2 separate regions of the Homo sapiens genome follow, and region 2 is linked to region 1. A link is an interaction called in ENCODE POLR2A ChIA-PET data of the cell type or tissue named here. Cell type or tissue: Panc1. All regions are shown on one strand.

The links. Peaks named below come from ENCODE experiments on the same cell type or tissue, not always from the same donor. Only the 100,000 strongest peaks of a DNase experiment are listed, where the experiment ranks them.
Region 2: POLR2A ChIA-PET joins it to region 1 with 6 read pairs; 2 of 35 experiments call an interaction of 5 or more read pairs at or near these places.

The regions. Positions count from the first base shown.
Region 1 is chr7:138,119,021-138,124,020 of GRCh38, reverse strand. It overlaps MIR4468 (microRNA 4468), which reads right to left and starts at 263; the gene lies at 200-263. It overlaps LOC124901828 (small nucleolar RNA U13), which reads right to left and starts at 2,933; the gene lies at 2,830-2,933. It also overlaps the pseudogene RCC2P3. In Panc1, no CTCF peak of the experiment used is centred here; no DNase peak of the experiment used is centred here.
Region 2 is chr7:138,006,761-138,011,760 of GRCh38, reverse strand. The region is part of intron 2 of LOC124901752 (a long non-coding RNA gene); the gene reads right to left. Among named protein-coding and RNA genes, the nearest start is that of CREB3L2, 7.2 kb to the right of the region's middle. In Panc1, CTCF peaks have their summits at 2,513 and 2,743 (motif pointing right); a DNase peak (open chromatin) is centred at 2,800; H3K4me3 peaks cover 226 bases.

The DNA of each region.
Region 1 (5,000 bases):
ACAAGCCAGGCTCTGGATTCTGCAGCCGCAGAGGTCCTGCACTGCTTTCAGGTACATGGAAGATTCATGGGAGATATTGGGCTCCCCCAGAAAAAGAGACTACCAACTTCACAGACAGCAAAGGACCAGGTGTAACCAACATGGATCTGGGATGCCCCACACCCAAGGAAGTCAGACTCCAACCTCACCAAGCGGGGACCATCTCATCCTTCTGCTCTGAGTGGCCCAGTCAACCATAGCCACCAAAGCCCCAGGAGAAGACTCATTTCTTGGAGTCCAGAATCAATGTGTGGTTAGCATTACAGGTCACGTCTTACACAACCGTTATTGGCTGGTGGGTTCTTGACCCTTAGTAAATAGAAATAGACCAAGAATCTGAGATGGGCTTGAGCAAGGCAGTTTATTGGAGCTCTCAGCTTGAGCAGAAGGGGAGGTAGCAGCAGGAAGAGACCTGCAGCTAGCTCCCTGACTGCAGGTTAGTTTGGGGTTTCATTTGCTTTGGAGCTCCTCCATGTGACATCATTGCATGTTTGGGGTGGTTTGGCAGTTGCACCTATGCAGTCTCTGGACATGCTTCTTCATGTGATGCATGTCTCATTAGCATCTTAAATCTCCACCCAGGGGTGTGCTTTTTACTACTGAAATGAAGCAAAGGCCAGGTTAGGACAGGCTAGGACATTACTGGGCAAGTGCATTGGGGAGCATCTTTTGCAAAGTGCCCACTGTTAGCCAAGATGCTTGTGCTCAGAATACTCTGTCTCAGATTTGATTGGTCTATTTTGTGAAAGGAAACGTTTGTGGTTGTGTGGCTGCAAGGTTGAATGTAGCTTCAGTCAGCACAGCATGTAAGGGAAATGGGGAGGGGTCCCTGCCTTGCTCTGGGGGTCTCACAACCACCTTTGGTACAGGCAGAATCTACCCATCTTTCATTCTCAGTGAAGGTGGGCCACTCATCGTGGCACCAGCACCAGCTCACAGCCTTAACTATTCACTGTGCCTGGGTCCCAGCTGACCACATTGAGGGCACACGAAGGAACAGAGGTCTCCTTTGTCGCCCATTATACGGAATTCATTTCCACTGGCCATTCTAGTAATTGGCTGCCCGTTGTCCATGATCTGTGCGGTGCTGGGGATGCTCCTGCGTGGTTGCTGAGGCTCAGCTGCCCCATCTTGTTCTCCCCAAAGGCAAACGCAGAGCCCGTTTCCGTCAAGGCCAAGGTGAGGTTCCGCCCACAGGCTGCCTACATACTCACTTCCCGGCAGAGACCCGCAATGAGTCTGGGGGCTTCCATTCTCTTGGTGTCACCAGGTCCCAGCTGCGCCTTCTTATTTTGACCCCAGCTCCGCAGCTTCCATCGTGTCGTGATGAGGATACTGTGCGCAGTGCGCAAACCCGAGACCGCTGTCCGCACCAGGACCCCGCCAGGCACCCACATCTATGGGGCCCCCACAAATTCTGACCGAGATTGAGGTAAGCAGCTTGCTGTTTAGGCACTTCTTTTCCACCCATCGAGTCCTAGTTGGTTGACCCCGAAATCAAAAACTGCCCCTTTGCACTTCGACCCTTGAAGTCTGATGCGCTCCTTGGTGTGCTCAGACTCCGCGACGACCGCGGCCCCGCCGCTCACCTTGTTCACATATGCAGCCAGCCACGCTGTGCCCTTGCCTCCGCCAGGGCCCCATGGAGCTGCCACAGCGCTCGGCCTCTTGGGCTTTCTGCCCGCACGCTGGGACCTCCACGCTTCCCGGGCCGCCTGGGGCCCCTGTGGTTACCGAAGCCCGGTTCTTCCCAGGCTACTGCCCAGTCTTCATCCTGGGCTTGTCTCTGCTGGTTGGAGTTATGAGAAACCAGACAGAAAAAGGAAGAGAAGTAACTGTTAAAAAAAGACGGATAGAAGGGCTTCCCCCTACACCCCTGTCCCTTCCTCTCCTCCCCAGCACCCCCCAGCACTCCCCACCAGACCAAGGCTCCAGCCCATTCACCAGATTCACTTAAAGTGTAACTTATATTTTGGAACTTGGACCATGTGTCTGCCAAGGCTCAGGCTTTGGTGCTGGGTTAGAAGATTGTGCTGGATGCTTCCTGTGGCCTTCGGTGAAGTCCTTCATAAAGGAACCAAGTTTTGGTTCAAGCCTGGAGTGCAGAAGGCAACGAGGGAAGAGAATGTGGCCTTATTAAGAAAGTCTGATCTGCTTTGAGCTGAATCAGGCAAGCACGTGCTGTGCAAAAGGAGAATTTTGCCCCAAGCTAGGCAGTTAGTACATCTAGGGAGGGCAGCCGGAGCTCAAGCCGAGATTCTGAAGAATCCAAATAGGAAGCCAGGGGGATATAGCTCCTGCCAGAGGAGATATGACCCAACAGAAAAAGCCTTTTACCAAAATGCCCTTTAGATGAGAGAGTAAGCCTATTAGTTGGGCATCACCCTCTCATCCTGTTTCTCATGAATGGGAGGCAGAGACTAGGGTGGAAGAAGCTAAAGTGAGAATTTGGGGATTTCATGTGTAGAGACAGAAACATTAAGGCTACTATTTGGATTCAGGGAGGATTCTGATTCAAGAAGAAGACATTGAAGTTAGCAGAAGCCTGAAATTTTGAGAGTTCTGAGAAATATCAAGTCTTAGAAATATGAGTTTGTTTATCTTTGTTAATCCCTATGACTGTGGCTTCAGAATGCACACACCTCAAAGTGTTGAAGGCTGAAGACAGGATCATTGCCTATGCCCCTCTAATGGCCTCTCCTGGTGCTGTGTTGTTACTGTGGACGGAATGACAATGCCTGAAGGAGGCCCTCTTGGAGAACTGTCAGGGATAAGAAACATTTTTTTTCGTGTCATGTGGGTAATGTGCTGATGTTATAACAAGGTTTAAGGGTGGCACGCCTCACACATGCACATGAACACTCAGTCATCACGCTCATGAACTACAAAAAGATCAAGAAACATTCCTTTTTTTTTTTGAGTGGAGTTTCACTGTGTTGCCCAGGCTGGAGTGCAGTGGCACAATCTCGGCTCACTGCAACCTCCGCTTCCCAGGTTCAAGTGATTCCCCTGCCTCAGCCTTCCAAGTAGCTGGGATTACAGGGATATGCCACCATGCCCATCTTATTATTTTTTTTTTTTTTTGTACTTAGCAGAGACAGGGTTTCCCCATGTTGGTCAGGCTTGTCTCGAACTCCTGACCTCATATCATCCACCAGCTTCGGCCTCCCAAAGTGCTGGGATTAAAGGCGTGAGCCATTGTACCCAGCAAAGAAACAGTCTTATCAAGAAACACTGCAGGTCCAGAAACATTCTGTGCACTGGGCCAGGATGTCCTTGCCGCTCCAGCCCGGTATGTTTCTGTGGACCAGTGAGCATGGCATGCCGTGGGTCTCCTCTCCTTTTTCAGGCAGGTTGCATCACTATTGACGGATCTTTCTACATAGCTGATCAGAGGCCATTGATAAGAAAAATTGATTTGGGTTAACAAACATCTTTTTGGGGTTGCGTAAGTCCCCAAAAGATCAAGATTATTGGTTGTCAATACTTGGGCTCAGTAAAGCATTGATTTGGCAAGGCCATTTTTACAGCCGATGTTAACTGGAGAGACAGGAAATCCTTACTGAGGGATGGTGTTTTCTTTTGTAAAACTGCTATAACTAAGTACCACAAACTGGGTGGCTTAAAGAACAGAACTGTAGTGTTTCACAGTCCTGAAGGCTAGACGTCTGAGATAGAGGTGTTGGCAATGTTGATTCCCTCTGAGGGCTGAGGTGTAACTGTTCCATGCTTTTTGCCTGGTTTCTTGTAGTTGTTGGCAATCTTTGTCATTTCTTACCTTGTAGAAGCATCACCCTGATCTCTGTTTTCGTCTTCACATGACATTCACCCTGTGTGTTGTCTGTGTCCAAATTTCCCTTTTTTATGAGGACACAGTCTCATTGGTTTAGGGTTCACCTTACTCCACCCTACCCCAGTATGATCTCATCTTAATTAATTACATATGCAGTGACCCTATTTTATTTATGTTTAAGAGATGAGGTCTTGCTTTGTCATCCAAGCTAGAGTGCAGTGGCATGATCATAGCTCACTTCAGCCTCAAACTCCTAGGCTCACACAGTCCTCCTGCCTCAGCCACCCAAATAGCTGGGTGCTATGTGTGTGCACAACCAGCCATGTGTACACAACCATATCCAGCTAATTTTAAAATTTTTGTAGAGATAAGGTATCACTCTGTTGACCAGGGTGGTCTCAAACTCCTGGCCTCAAGTGATCCTTCCACCTTAGCCTCTCAAATAGCTGAGATAACAGGCAAGAGCCACCACACCTGGCCCTATTTTTATATAAGATCACATTCTGAGGTACTGGGGTCTGGGCTTTTTAACATATGAATTTTGAGAGGACACAGTTCAACCCATAACAGATGGGAAGCTTGAGAGGGGTGACAGTGGAGGGAGAAGGAACATGCAGAAGCTTCCATCAGACTGTTGTTCTTTCCTGACCTTCCTACTTTCTGTCTCCAGATCTTTTTCCTCCATCTCTGTTATGACTAAGAGAGGATTTCGCTCCCCCAATTTTTAGAAATACCTTTTCGCTGACAAATGATGGGACTCTTTTCCAATGTCTGTCTTTTAAAAATGCTTCGATAGGTGTTGTTTCCATTCTCACCTCTACACTAATACCCTCAAAGTATTTTTAAGGACTTTCACAACAGGGACCAGGACTCAAGTTTCTGCTCTTTCATAATGGTACCACCTTTTTCTTCTTCCTTCCTCCCTCCGTCACTCCTTCCATACCTCCCTCTCTGCCTGCCTCCCTCCCTCCCTCCCTTCCTTCCTTCCTTCCCTCCTTCCTTCCTTCCTTCCTTCTTTCTTTCCTTCCTTCTTTTTCTCTTTTTTTGAGACGGAATCTTGCTCTGTCGCCCAGGCTGGAGTGTAGTGGCATGATCTCGGCTCACTGCAATCTCCGCCTCCTGAGTTCGCGCCATTCTCCTGCCTCAGCCTCCCGAGTGGCTGGGACTA
Region 2 (5,000 bases), 110 kb after region 1:
ACCTCCTCAGCCTCCTAAAATGCTGCGATTACAGGTATGAGCCACTGCACCTGGCCTGTCCTAAGACTTCTATCATCCATGGACAGTCCTTGTTTTACTTTGATTCTTCTCAAAAAGTAGTTTATGATCAGCTACAGTTCAAAAGTTACTTCTTCTTTAGGGAAGTTCATGGAGAGGACTCTGATGGGTGCTCTTGAATGCAGGTTTCTAAGTTTGGAGGCTGTGTCATTGGACTAGAGAGAAAATTGCCAGATCTTTCATTGAAGAGCTGATATGTTCATGAAGATTGCTGGCCCAGTCTTGGACAGAACAAAGGTTAATTACTAATTTATAACTGAACTAATTTATAACTGAAATAATTTTTTATGCCTTTTTTGTTTGAAACATTGCTGATACTTTTTTGTTTTGTTTTTCAGAGTCAAGAAAACTTTTTTTCTTTTCCTTTTTTGGGAGATGGGTTCTTGCTCTGTTGCCCATGCTGGAGTGCAGTGGCATGATCTCAGCTCACAGAAACTTCGACTGCCCAGGTTCAGGCAATCCTCCCACCTCAGCCTCTCGAGTAGCTGGGACTACAGGTGTGCACCACCACACTGAGATAATTTTTTGTATTATTATTTGTAGAGATGAGGTCTCACTATGTTTCCCTGGCTGGTCTTGAATTCCTAGGCTCAAGCTACTCTCTCACCTTAACCTCCCAAAGTACTAGGATTACAGGCATGAGCGACTGTGCCCAGCTGAAAACTTGAGTTATTTATAGCTTTTTTTTTTTGAGACGGAGTCTCGCTGTCTCCCAGGCTGGAGTGGCGCGATCTTGGCTCACTCCCGAGGTTCCGCTTGCCAGGGTTCCGCCCCCCAGGGTTCACACCATTCTCCTGCCTCAGCCTCCTGCGTAGCTGGGATTACAGGCGCCCGCCACCTCACCCGGCTAATTTTTTGTATTTTTAGTAGAGACGGGGTTTCACCGTGTTAGCCAAGATGGTCTCGATCTCCTGACCTCGTGATCCACCCGCCTCGGCCTCCCAAAGTGCTGGGATTACAGGCGTGAGCCACCGCGCCTGGCCTATTTATAGCTTTTAACAATTGAGTATACTCTCGTGAGTAAAATTTCTCTCTACCTGATTTCTCCAGGACTTGGAAACTATTTGAGTATTCTTAATTTATGTCAGTACAGCTATTTGCTTAGGTTCAATAAGAATCTGTTTTTGTTTTTGTTTAGTAACAGGTCACAAGTGGAGACACTGGGTATTTTACCAAGGCTTTGACTGGAATGGCATATTTTCAGATATGAGAAGACTGCTTTGAGGAATTGAGATTGACTTTATAGAGCTTATAGCCCATCAGAAAAACTGGCATGGTGGTGTGTGCCTGTAGTCCCACCTACTCGGGAGGCTGAAGTGGGAGGATTGCTTGAGCCAGGGAGGTCGAGGCTGCAGTGAGCCATGATCCCACCACTGCACTCCAGTCTCAGTGACACGGTGACAGCCTGTCTCAAAAACAACAACAACAAACTCCACAGACCAAAGTACAGATACAGTTGATCTTTATTCATGGATTCTGTATTTGAGAATTTGGCTACTTGCTGATATTTATTTGTCACCCTAAAATACTCATGGTATTCTTATGGTCCATTTTTTGGACCTGCACAGAACAGTGAGAAATTTGAATCTCCTGGTGTGCCCCACTGCAGCCAAAATTTGTTATCCTGGTGAGGTCAAACAAGACCAAGTTCTGTCTTCTCGTTCTGGCTGTCATATGGTAAAACAAGTATCATTTTTGTGGTCAATTTAGTGCTACACATAGCATTAAATTCATTTTTGTGGTGCTTTGTTGGTGATTTTGCTGTTTAAAATGGCCCCAAGCATAAGGGTAAAGTGCTGTCTAATGTTCCTAAGTGCAAGAAGGCTGTGATGTGTTTTTTGGGGAAAATAGGCATGGATAAGTTTCGTTCAGTCGTGAATTACAGTGCTGTTGGCCATGAGTTCAACGTTAATGAATCACCAATATATATTTAACAAGGTGTCTTTAAACAGAAACACACATAAAACCAGGTTATCTGCTTTTATTTTGTTTCTGCATGTTTATCAGTTGATACACGTTAAACATAGATTGATACATTTGTTTCTTTATATGTACTGATTGCTTGATGAAATTGTCATGAGCAGAGTCTCCCAGGAACCTAACCCCTATTTTCCCTATGAGCAATGGTTCAGTGTCTGTGATGATTTTGTAGAACAGAGCTACTGCAAATAATGAGAATAGGCTGTACAAGCAGCAGCATGGACCCATCTCACAGATGCGTGAGTCAGACAAGGAGTATAGGCAGTAAAATTCTGTTTGCATCATGCTCAAGACCAGGCAAATCTGATCTATGGAAGCCAGAAAGGCAATGACCTCTGGAGAAGCACTGACTAGCAAACAGCACGAAGGCACTCTTTAGGTTGATGAAAATGTTCTCTCTCTCCACCTGAGGGTTGCAAATTAATCTGGAATGTGAGATGTGGTTTTATTTTACCACTGCTGGGGCCAGGAGTGGCGGCTCACACCTGTAATCCCAGTACTTTGGGAGTCTGAGGCAGGAGGTTCGCTTCAGTCCAGGAGCTCGAAACCAGCCTGGGCAACATAATGAGATTCTGTCTCTATTAAAAATAAAAAAAATTAGCCAGCCATGGTGGTTTTATTTTATGACTGCCCAGCTCTTGCAATCTTTCCCTTTGGGTTTGCTAGTTGCATTGTTCCTCTTTAGCCACTTGGTGGCAGTGTTGGAGAAGTGACCAAAACGGCTGAAATTGAAATTCCGGTCTTTTCTAGTTCAATTAAAGGGCTGTTTGTTTCTGGCTGTGTCCTCCGTCCTCCTTTAAGGAACCTCTTGCCTCCACCAACCTCTCTTGTGACACGGTGCCAACAATCTCCTAAGGGGAGCGCCCTACAGAGGTTGGAGGAAAAATTGTGGCAAAGCAGTGTCAATCCTTGAACCTCTCTATCCCTGCGTCTTGCCTAACCCTCCCGCAGGCCCTTCACACCATTTCATGCCTGATCCCTTTCTCTGTTCCTCTCCTGCCCTGCTAGCCCCGCTCCTTGGGCACTGGGTGTGCCCTTAGGCTGTCAAATTCAACACACCGAGGCCGTGTGCGGTGGCTCACGCATGTAATCCCAGCACTTTGGGAGACCGAGGCAGGTGGATCACGAGGTCAGGAGTTCTAGACCAGCCTGACCAACATGGTGAAACCTCGTCTCTACTAAAAATACAAAAATTAGCCGGGCCTGGTGGTGTACGCCTGTAATCCCAGCTACTCAGGAGGCTGAGGCAGGAGAATTGCTTGAATCCAGTAGGTGGAGGCTGCAGTGAGCTGAAATGGCGACACTGCACTCCAGCCTGGACAACACAGCCAGACTCTATCTCAAAAAAAAAAAAAAAAAAAAAAATATTCAACACCCTGAGCCTGATCTTCTATCACCGGGAGAAGGTCACATACCGGGAAATTGGGACATGCAAAGCATATGATCCTGGTGTCATACAATTGATGTTTCTAGAAGTAAAACCTGTTTATCAACATGAAGAATGCTTCATCCTTTTCCAGTCAGCTGCTAACAAGAATGCATTAAATCCACACTGGAGGATGGGGGATTTTCAAGATCTCTTATTAAGTGGTAAGAGCAAACTGCAGAGAAATGTGCATAATAAAACAGTGACTGAACTTCTCTCTGTCTCTGTGTATTTGTATATGATTATATGAGCATAAAGGAAGTATGGAATGATACGTACCAGGCTGTCACCACTGTGTTCTTGGGATGGGATGGCCATGAGCAGATAAACAATGGAAAAAAAAAATCTTCACTGCAAAATGACTCATGCGAACGGTAACATGTATAACATTTTAATCTCATTTATTTAATTACAGGTTAAGATGTATATCTCTGTATAGCTATGTGTGTGCATACATAGACACACAGACACATATACTTATGTATAAATTAAAGCTATTTTTTCCTATATATTTTCTGCCTTTTACATTAGGCCTAGACCTTGTTCACACCAAAATTATAAAAGTATTTTATCTCTGGTTTCTCTGGATGGCTTTGTTTTATTTTACACTAATATCCTTAGTCCATCTGAAGCTTTTTTTCATATAAGTTGTAAGGTAGGGGTTTAATATAATAAAGTTTTATTTTCAAATTTTCTACAGTCTTTAAACAAGCTGTAGTGTATTAGCAGCCTCCACACAGTGACAGGTTAGTACGAGTATAAATTCAGCATGTAATTGTGAAGCCGAGGGGTGGCCCTGGGAGGGTGGAGTTCAAGATCTCCTGAGGTCAGCAGAGGTGGAGAAGGACCAACGTATGTGACTCTGGCTGCTCGTACCTGTAGCTCTTCCTGTTGTCCTGGGGCCTTTGGCCATTTCTGAATTTGCCAAGATGGGAAGAGGTCTGTTTCCAAGGGCAGGCTGCTTTCTAGGTTTTCAGAGTCCACCCCCCCAAACCCCTTTGAGAAACCGAGAGGCAGAGAGACGTGTTTCCTTGGCTTCAGGCAGAACGGTTCTATCCAGCACCCCCATCAGGGGCTATTCTCTATCAATAAGCAATCTACAGCCAATTGAAGCCAAGGCACCTGTGCCGTCTCTTTCCAGCTCATTTTCTACACCAGGTGGACTTCTCAGCGGTGGGGAGCAGCTCTCCTTCTCCCCTCCTTCTGTCTGACTCTTTATCCCAGTACTCAGAGTTCTCATTACCAAGTTATTTCACATTCCTGAGGCCTATCCTGATTTCCTGGATTTCCTAGGAAGGTATTAGATTCTTGCAGACATCTTCTCTCCTGTTTGTTCTATATACACTGCATATTACAGGTGCAATGGCTCATGCCTGTAATCCCAGCACTTTGGGACGCTGAGGTGGGAGGATAGCTTGAGCCCAGGAGTTTGATACCAGCCTGGGCAACAAAGCAGAAAACCCGTCTCTATACAAAATTAAAAAATTAGCTGGACATGGTGGCGTACACCTGTAGT